Regions from separate parts of the Homo sapiens genome. Here region 2 is linked to region 1. The links are chromatin loops, found by intact Hi-C in ENCODE. Cell type or tissue: endothelial cell of umbilical vein. All regions are shown on one strand. Each heading gives the region's core, and the rest is flanking DNA. Links, peaks and the distances in the headings are about the cores only.

The links. Hi-C counts contacts between places; a loop is a spot of excess contacts. Peaks named below come from ENCODE experiments on the same cell type or tissue, not always from the same donor. Only the 100,000 strongest peaks of a DNase experiment are listed, where the experiment ranks them.
Region 2: a loop joins it to region 1, with 6 times the contacts of the local background. A loop is called at or near these places in 3 of 110 quality-filtered maps.

Annotation. Positions count from the first base shown.
Region 1 is chr6:137,091,965-137,097,356 of GRCh38, reverse strand. No RefSeq gene overlaps it. Among named protein-coding and RNA genes, the nearest start is that of IL20RA, 50 kb to the right of the region's middle. RefSeq lists enhancers at 88-257, 1,171-1,310, 2,718-2,967, 2,988-3,037. In endothelial cell of umbilical vein, for the core only: a CTCF peak has its summit at 2,821 (motif pointing left); a DNase peak (open chromatin) is centred at 2,806; H3K27me3 peaks cover 429 bases.
Region 2 is chr6:136,843,725-136,849,116 of GRCh38, reverse strand. It overlaps PEX7 (peroxisomal biogenesis factor 7), which reads right to left. Exons shown (of 10, transcript NM_000288.4): 4 at 3,425-3,502; 5 at 2,936-3,044. Among named protein-coding and RNA genes, the nearest start is that of PEX7, 24 kb to the right of the region's middle. In endothelial cell of umbilical vein, for the core only: a CTCF peak has its summit at 2,873 (motif pointing left); a DNase peak (open chromatin) is centred at 2,886.

The DNA.
Region 1 (5,392 bases), core at 169-5,168:
GAAGGCAAATATGCCTATCAATTGCAAATCACAAATTCTCAACCTGGACTCTGAGGCATGGTATTGAGTAGAATGCTATAAATATGACCCAGCTGTTAACTTTGCATGTTACAAACAGAGATGTTTCATAATGGCTCATCAAGTGACTTATAAACATCAATGATGCAAGACAGAATAACTTGTTTTTTTCTACTATACCATGATGTTAAATACATCTTCTGTATTAGATTTTGTTACCTACATTCTCCCTTTGTTTATTTTTGAAAAATAAAATCCTTTTTATGGTACTCCAGACATACATTTGCATATCAGAGAGTTGGTAAAAAGAAAAAAAGAGAGAGTTATTTGGTATAAAAAGGAGTCATTAAAGACTTTAACATCAATTTGGAAAATTCAAGAATTAAGGCAGAAGACTATCATGCAAAAAGCAGTAAGTTCAAAGTAAGAGTTTAAAAAAGCAAGGGAGATTGTGGGAAATGAGCTGCCACCTTTTTTTCCCAGATTTTTATCTCATTTTAACTTTCTTTTAGGTACAATGGATGCAGACATGTCTGTAAACATTACTAATTTGAAATTACTCCTCTTGAATTTGAAGCGTATTATTTGATGGAATACTGTAAATGTGCTCACAGATGTTTCCTCACATGCTTCAAAACATAGGTGTCCCAACATGGTCAGCCAAGTGGCTTTTAAATATTGATGATGCAAGAAAAATTACCATGTTTTTATATAATTGGGCACCATTGAGGTTTTGCAAGGCTTCAGATTTTACTGGTAATAAAAGCTATAAATTGAGTCTTCCCTTACTACCAATCTCTTCATCTCAGACCTGCCCCAAAACCCTACTTGTCTGACATAATAAACAGTTGAACCCCAGCATAATTAACCAATTTTATAAGATGGTTTTATGATCAACCTAGAATATAGATGATACAAATGTCTTCCCATGTTACAGGGTGGCAAGCCGATTTTCATCAGACATTTATGAGGAGATCATTTTCTCTGACCACTTCATTCCCAAGGCCAGGGCTGATGGGAGGTAGGGTAGGTGGTGAGGGAGACAGTGAGGAAATGGAAGTTCTATCACCAAGAAAATTTCCTGGTGAGTGTGATATCAGGCAGTGAGAGAGTTTGAGAAGCAAAGAGCAGTGGTTTGCTTTTATTTTTTGGTTTTTGTTTTGTGGTGGTGGTGTGGGGTTTGTTTTTAGTGACAGGCTTTAAATCACAAAGAAACATTTCAAAAGTAAATGACATTTAACTTGAATAACTGGACAAATGATTCTTCTAACATCATCTGAAGAGAAGCTATTTACCTTCTGATGCATTGGTGAGGGGCCATATGGTGTTGTTATGCCATTTATGCATAGGAATTCCTGTTTTCATACTGAAGTATGTACACACACACATATATACAGTGTTAGTTCTACTGCTCTCTCATCAGTGGATTTCAGAGATATTTCCATTTAGTCTCATTGAAGGTCTGGTGTGGGAGGATATGAGAGAGGAAGTCACTGGGCCCATGGGAAACTGAGTTTGGGTGCAACCTCTGAAGCCAGAAGAAGGGGAAGCCACCAGTAACCTAGTTATCTCATCCAGGCAACCAGTGATGATTTACATGCACAGCTGTCCTCAGACAGCCCTGCTGCATGGCTGACAATTACAGGATGGTTGAAACCCTGCTCTCTGTGTCTAGTAAATATTATTTCTATTGTCATGTCAAAACACTAGGCCTTTTTTCAATTATTCAGCTTTTCTTTTACAATCATCGATTGTACTGTGGAAAAAACCTCAGGAGAAAACTCTATTATATACCAGCCAGAATCCTTTAACGAGTAATTTTGCACATTTACCATAAACTTAAACTTGAATCTTACACTCTTCAGTGTTTTGGGTTGCAAACAACAGTAGATTTTCTGGCTAACCTGAATTTGTTAGAAGGATATAAATAAGCTCCCAGCGTTGTTGGGAAAACTCAGCATACTTAGGCAGAAACGAAGGTAGGCAAAGCCCCGCCAACATCCTGCAGGGACCTGCTGATCCCGGGTGCTTGCTATTACGCCACTAGCCTACACCTGACATCACAAATAATATGCAAGTGGCTGAGCCTTTGAGATGCCCAGCCACGCTTTGGTCACATGACCATGCTCCAGCAGCCAGGGGTCAAAGAGTCGAAGAAAGATCGTCCCCCTTTGACTTCCATTGCGGCGAGGGACAAGCCCTGTCCCTCACCCATCTTCAGATTCTCCCCAAACAGGAAGGATACTGGGCATCCAGAAGCACAAAATGTTTAGGGCTTGGTGGTCGGTGCTTTAACTACATTTCCTCACTTAATTATGACAACAGCCGCGTCACTCCTGTCTTAAAGATGAGAAATCAAGGCTCGAAAAAGACAAGCAATTGCCCATCATGGTGAGATCTAAGATATTGAAGCCCCATTGCACACATCACAGAAATCTTACATTATGATTAATCTCACTCAAATGTTAGGTGTCTTTGAGTGTATTTCCTTAGAAAAGTTGTGATCTGAATGTGGTAACACTCTTGACCAAAACACAGGTTTCATTAAAAAACAAAACAAAACCATTTCTTCAAACACAGCCGTGTCATAATAAGAGTCTTTAAGAATAAGTTAGTGCCTGTCTATTCCATATTACAAGCTGAAAGCATAATTTCTTTAAGCTTAGCTGTCAATTTATCTGAAAATATGGAAGGAATAACATATTCTTAGTTTACAACAAGGAATTTATGGCTTAAAGATGCTTAGAGGGGACTGTTTTTTTGCTTCTGCGTAGAACCACAGCACGCTACTGACCTCCTGTGGCCATATTTCAAGGTACTGTCTTCTATTTAAAAGGAGCTTCTTCAAAGAGAACAGCAATTGCAGGAGAGGTCCCCCGGGTGTTTGATCCTGATGTGTCATCATTGAGAAACTAGTTGTTGTTCTACTCAAATGTGGAATTACTGAGCCAGTAAGTCCAACTGTGCTCTGCCCAAAAGCTACAGTCTTGTTCCTAATAATTTGCCCAAGTCTTTGCCCACAACATAACTTCTATATTTTTAAAAAATATTCACTGAGCACCTATTGGGTTTGGGGCATCTGACAAACACTTTACCTTGTCTCATTTAATCAATGCAACAACTATATTATTGCCATTTTATAGAGAAATTGAAGTTCAAGGAAGATCAGTAATTTTTCCCAAAATCAGAGGCACAAAATGGGATTTTGATCAAAGGATTCAATCCCCTTCCCCATCTTCAAGGTCTGTAATATGGTTTGGATACATGTCTCCACCCAAATCCCATGTCAAATTGTAATCCCCAGTGTTGGAAGTGGGGCCTGGTGACAGATGATTGGACAATTGGAGCGATTTCTTGTCAGTAGTTTCGCAGCATCCCCTTGGTGCTGTTCTCATGATAGTGAGTGAGTTCTCATGAGATCTGGTCATTTAAAAGTGTGCAGCACCTCCCCACTTCCTCTCTCTTGCTGCTGCTCCAGCCATGTAAGACTCCTGCTCTCCCTTTGCCTTTTACCACAATTGGAAGCTTCCTGAGGCCTCCCCAGAAGCAAAAGCCACCATGCTTTCTGCACAGCCTTGCAGAACCATGAGCCAATTAAACCTCTTTTCTTTATAAATTGCCCAGTTTCAGATAGTTCTTGATAGTAGTGCAAGCACAGACTAAAACAGTCTTCTAACATCACCCATGAAGGCTTCCGTGACTGCTTGGCACACAGAGATATCACCTCCTCAGGACTTTAGTACTTGGCTCATACTCCTTTATATTATTATTTTTATACGTGTAGTAAAAACCTTGGTCAAAGGTCAGATGGGAGGGGTGTTAGTGTGTAAATCTAGAACAAAAAATTCTCCCAGGGTCAAAATCTGCACATGTAGTTGTGAAAAATAATGATGGCTCACATTTACCAGCTGCTAGCTGTGAGCCAGAGATGTCTCGATGTGCTTAACATGTTCTAAATGACTGAGCATGTGGCTTCAAGGCTTAGCTGGTTACAGCGGTTGTCTAGGAAATGACTGAATCTTTTTTACACCAACTCTGCAATGTGGATGTTACTAATATCCCTGGTTTATAGATGAGAAGACTGAGATGTTAAATCTGTTGTTTTCAAAGGTTGAATTGTGTCTCCACAAAATTCATATGTTAAAGTTCTAACTCCCAGTACCCCAAATGCGGCCTTATTCAAAAATATGATGGTTGCAGATGTAATTAGTTAAGATGGGGTCTTATTGGAGTAGAGTGGGCCCTTAATCCAATATGACTGGTGTCCTTCAAAAAGAATGCTATGTGAAAACACAGACACACACACACAGTGATTATACCATGTAATGGCCAGACACGGTAGCTCATGCCTGTAATCCCAGCACTTTGGGAAGCCGAGCCAGGCAGATCACTTGAGGTCAGGAGTTTGAGACCAGCCCCACTAACATGGTGAAATGCTGTCTCTACTAAAAATACAAAAATTATCCGGGCATGGTGGTGGGTGCCTATAATCCCAGCTACTCGGGAGGCTGAGGCAGGAGAATCGCTTGTACCCGGGAGGCAGAAGTTGCAGTGAGCCGAGATTGCACTACTGCACTCCAGCCTGGGCGACAGAGAGAGACCCTGTCATACACACAAAAAAGACTGGAATTATGCTGCTGCAAGCCAAAGAATGCCAAAGATTGCTGGCAAACCACGAGAAGCTTGGAGTAAGGCCTGGAACAGAGTCTCCTTGGTGGCCCTCAGAAGGAATCAACCCTATTAACATCATGGTCTGACTTGCAGCCCGCAGATCTGTGAGACGACATATTTCTGCTGTTCTAAGCCACCCAACTTGTGGTGCTTTGTTACAGCAGCCCCAGGAAGGTACAGTGCTTGGCTAAGATCTCAGAGCCACCAGGTGGGGAAGCACAAAAGCAGACCCCAGCAGTATGGCATGAGAGCCAGTGCTCTTCCCTGCACTGCACAGGCTGGAGAGAAACAGGAGGAGGAAGGAGGTAAGTGATTGCAGAAATATCTCACATCCCTTGGGAGGGTGGCCAGTACCTAGAGCCAGGGGGAAGGGCTTTTATACAGAATCCCCACACTGCAGAAGCAGTCACTGTGTGTGTCCCAGTCTCCAGTTGTACTTCTTATCACCCAGGATTCCGGGTAGTCATACTGATATGATATTGAGCAACATACCATCTGCAGCAACAACAGGGGCAAGGGGAATGGGTGCCCATGCCTCCTTTGACCTTTCCATGAGCCCTGTCTTCCAGCTGTCACACACCCACAGCAATAAACAGGGTGCTCCAAAAAGGTTAGTGAGGTTTTTTAAGATTAATTGTTTTATTGGCATTTAATTGCTGTGTTAGTCTATTTGCATTGCTCGAGGAATACCTGAGGCTGTGTA
Region 2 (5,392 bases), core at 204-5,203, 250 kb after region 1:
AGAAGAAATGGATAAATTCCTTGACACATACACCCTCCCAAGACTAAACCAGGAAGAAGCTGAACCCCTGAATACACCAATAACAGGCTCTGAAATTGAGGCAATAATTAATAGCCTACCAACCAAGAAAACTCCAGAACCAGACAGATTCACAGCCGAATTCTACCAGAGGTATAAAGAGGAGCTGGTACCATTCCTTCTGAAACTATTCCAATCAATAGAACAAGACGGAATCCTCCTTAACTCATTTTATGAGGCCAGCAGCATACTGATACCAAAGCCTGGTAGAGACACAACAAAAAAAAGAGAATTTTAGACCAATATCCCTGATGAACATCAATGCAAAAATCCTCAGTAAAATACTGGCAAACTGAATCTAGCAGCACATCAAAAAGCTTATCCACCAAGATCAAGTTGGCTTCATCCCTGGGATGCAAGGCTGGTTCAACATACACAAATCAATAAATGTAATCCATCATATAAACAGAACCAAAGACAAAAACCACATGATTATCTCAACAGATGCAGAAAAGGCCTTTGACCAAATTGAACAGCCCTTCGTGCTAAAAACTCTCAATAAACTAGGTATTGATGGGATGTATCTCAAAATAATAAGAGCTATTTATGACAAACCCACAGCCAATATGATAATATTTACTGAATGGGTAAAAACTGGAAGCATTCCCTTTGAAAACTGGCACAAGATAGGGATGCCCTCTCTCACCACTCCTATTCAACATAGTGTTGGAAGTTCTGGCCAGGGCAATTAGGCAGGAGAAAGAAATAAAGGGTATTCAATTAGGAAAAGAGGAAGTCAAATTGTCCCTGTTTGCAGATGACATGATTGTGTATTTAGAAAACCCCACCGTCTCAGCCCAAAATCTCAAGCTGATAAGCAGCTTCAGCAAAGTCTCAGGATACAAAATCAATGTGCAAGAATCACAAGCATTCCTATACACCAATAACAGACAAAAAGAGAGCCAAATCATGAGTGAACTCCCATTCACAATTGCTACAAAGGGAATAAAATACCTAGGAATCCAACTTACAAGGGATGTGAAGGACCTCTTCAAGGAGAACTACAAACCACTCCTCAACGAAATAAAAGAGGACACAAACAAATGGAAAAACATTCTATGCTTATTGATAGGAAGAATCAATATCGTGAAAATGGCCATACTGCCCAAGGTAATTTATAGATTCAATGCCATCCCCATCAAGCTGCCAATGACTTTCTTCACAGAATTGGAAAAAACTATTTTAAAGTTCCTATGGAACCAAAAAAGAGCCCACATTGCCAAGACAATCCTAGGCCAAAAGAACAAAGCTGGAGGCATCAAGCTACCTGACTTCAAACTATACTACAAGGCTACAGTAATCAAAACAGCATGGTACTGGTACCAAAACAGAGATCTAGACCAATGGAACAGAACAGAGCCCTCAGAAATAATGCCGCATATCTACAACTATCTGATCTTTGACAAACCTGAGAAAAACAAGCAATGGGGAAAGGATTCCCTATTTAATAAATGGTGCTGGGAAAACTGGCTAGCCATATGTAGAAAGCTGAAACTGGATCCCTTCCTTACACCTTATACAAAAATTAATTCAAGATGGATTAAAGACTTACATGTTAGACCTAAAACCATAAAAACCCTAGAAGAAAACCTAGGCAATACCATTCAGGACATAGGCATGGGCAAGGATTTCATGTCTAAAACACCAAAAGCAATGGCAACAAAAGCCAAAATTGACAAATGGGATCTAATTAAACTAAAGAGCTTCTGCACAGCAAAAGAAACTACCATCAGAGTGAACAGGCAACCTACGAAATGGGAGAAAATTTCTGCAATCTACTCATCTGACAAAAGGCTAATATCCAGAATCTACAAAAAACTTAAAAACAAATTTACAAGAAAAAATCAAACAACCCCATCAAAAAGTGGGCAAAGGATATGAACAGACACTTCTCAAAAGAAGACATTTATGCAGCCAACAGACACATGAAAAAATGCTCATCATCACTGGCCTTCAGAGAAATGCAAATCAAAACCACAATGAGATACCATCTCACGCCAGTTAGAATGGCGATCATCAAAAAGTCAGGAAACAACAGGTGCTGGAGAGGATGTGGAGAAATAGGAACACTTTTATACTGTTGGTGGGACTGTAAACTAGTTCAACCATTGTGGAAGACAGTGTGGCGATTCCTCAAGGATCTAGAACTAGAAATACCATTTGACCCAGCCATTCCATTTACTGGATATATACCCAAAGATTATAAATCATGCTGCTATAAAGACATGCATATGTATGTTTACTGCGGCGCTATGCACAATAACAAAGACTTGGAACCAACCCAAATGTCCAACAATGATAGACTGGATCAAGAAAATGTGGCACATATACACCATGGAATACTATGCAGCCATAAAAAAGGATGAGTTCATGTCCTTTGTAGGGACATGGACAAAGCTGGAAACCATCATTCTGAGCAAACTATTCCAAGGACAGAAAACCAAACACCGCATGTTCTCACTCATAGGTGGGAAGTGAACAATGAGAACACTTGGACACAGGATGGGGAACATCACACACCGGGGCCTGTCATGGGGTGGGGGAAGGGGGGAGAGATAGCATTAGGAGATATATCCAATGTAAATGATGAGTTAATGGGTGCAGCACACCAACATGGCACACATGCACACACATGTAACAAACCCGCACGTTGTGCACATGTACCCTAGAACTTAAAGTATAATAATAAAAATAAAAAAATAAAAATAAAAAAAGAAGTAAAGTCTTAAGAACACAAAAGAATAGTAATATTCTCCTGTTTTCTCTCTGAAGCTAAGGTACACAGCGCCACCTAATGGTAAAAACAAGGCCACCATTCACTACAAGTAAGGCTTTTGGTAAATACAGAATAATTTACCTGAGGCTGAAGCAAAACAACCAGGGATGTGGGGAGACCAGATTGTGCTATAAATAATACTTTCATGGCCTCTAAAGGTGCACAGAGACTTTCCAACAGTTGGATCCCACTACAAATAAATGAATAGATCAATTACTTGAGGGATAAATTCAAATTTATGCTTTTACATATACTACATACACCAATAAACTATATACATTTATATATATGCATACAATATATATACAGATCTCAAGGATTTTTAAAGATCTGTTTTGATATAAAGCAAGACTGTATTTAAGGGCCAAACTAATGCTGAGCTAACTATTAGTTCACAGCCAAAAGATTAGAAAATTTTAAGTTCTAATAAGTGTTTTAATTTTTTTTTTAAAAGAAAGCTCAGCTGTCGAATCATAGAGCTACAGAAGTATGTTGGAAAAAGAGAAGAAAATTTAGTGGAAGCTCTAGAGAAGGGAATATTCGTTTTTGAATACAATAATGCTAACATACCAATTTGACAGTTTGATCCCATGAGCCAGACACCACAAGCTGTTCACCTCTGGTTTGGCTCCAATCAACACTATACACCTAAAAACATTGAAAAGTGTTTAGAAAGCAAAAGACCATCAAGTTCAACATTGCATTTTATCTCTTGTTACATAACAATGAGAGGCAGAACAACTAATTTACTATGTCAAAACATCAAATAATTCCTATCCATCTCAACAAGGTGTCTGAGAAATGAAAAGTTGATCTTGTCCATTCCTCCAGACTTATTCCTTACAGATAAGACTCCATTCTGCTTTCACAGAATTCTACAGTATACTTCCAAACCTTCTTCACTAAAACAAATTATACATATTTTAAAACCTACCAACAAATCACTGTTTGCAGCCCCACGAAGAAATGTCAAAGCAGATTAGAAAGTTAGTCATCTAAAAAAGCTTGCTGGGTCAATGTTTATTGGAAAGCATTAAAATTCAATTAATATCCCTATCTGGCCTTTCTTAGAAAAAGCTTGCAGGAACCAGGTGATCCTTCCAGATCTCTTGGTAAACAGTTTTAGTTATCCAATGCTGCTATTCTAAAGTATATGCTTCACTGCTCTCAGTGAACCATTTCAAATGAACTACTTGAAAACTTTTGGAAATGTTTTCATTCTTTCATTTTATACAACAGATTATACACAGATCACTGCTGTAAACTAAGTTCAACAAAATATGTGCATAATTATACTTTATGAAATTAGTCCTGACAAGGACCTGAGTATATGCCATTGGTATATCACATTGGTGATCAGCCAGCAGGTTACTTTGAATCTTACTACTCTCTCCCACATATACGTAGGAAGTATGAGTATCTGGGCTTAAGCCGCTTACATGTGGGTTACTTTCTCTCTGCTGCCCAGTACTATATTGAGCCATGTTGGAGGCTGAGGAAAAAAAACATCAGTAATACTGATCCCGTCACTTATAGGTGGAATCTAAAAAAGTCAAACTTAGAGAAACATACAGTAGAGTAGTGTTTGCCAGGGGCTGGGGGTGGGGGAAATGGGGATATGTTGGTCAAAGGATACAAACTTTTAGTTATAAGATGAATAATTTCTAGAGATTCAATGTACACCATGGTAACTATTATAAATAATAATGTATTACTGAATACTTGAAATTTGCTGAGAGTAGATCTGAAATGTTCTTATCTCACACACAAGAAAATGGTAACCATTCAAGTGATGGATATGTTAATTAGCTTGACTGTAGGAATCATTACTCAAGATATATTTAGATCAAAACCCTAAGCTGTACAACTTAGATTTTTCTTTTTTTTTTTCCAAAACAGGGTCTTGCGCAGTCGCCCAGGCTGGAGTGCAGTGGGCACAATCTCAGCTCACTGCAGCGATGACCTCCTGGGCTCAAGCGGTCCTCCCACACCTCAGCCTCCTAAGTAGCTGGAGTCACGCTTGCGTGCCACCACACCCAGCTAATTTTTTTCTTATTTTCTGTAGAGACAGTGTCTCACCATGTTCCCCAGGCTGGTCTCAAACTCCTAGGCTCAAGCAGTCCTACCGCCTCAGCCTCCCAAAGTGCTAGGTTTACAGGCATGAGCCACCGTGCCCAGCCTACAAATTTTTATTTGCCAATCATAATAAACCTGGAAAAAAGTTTAATAAAATTAATATTAAGCTTCAAAAAAAGTAAAATATCGATATTTTGTTCATAATGGGTTTTTTGCATTAATTTTTATTTTTAAAAACATTAACAAATTATCTTGATTATCAAGTTTTTTGGGGCCCCCTTAAATTGTGTACCTAGAGTGAGTGCCTCACACATTCTACCCTAGTCCTGGCCCTGCCTCTGCCCATATTCACGCAAAAGACAGAAGAGTAGTTGGAACACTAAAGGAAGCACAATCCAGCAACAGACAGCAGCTATAAAAGGAATAGAAGGGCCAGTGAAAACCAAAGAGCTGCTGTGGCCA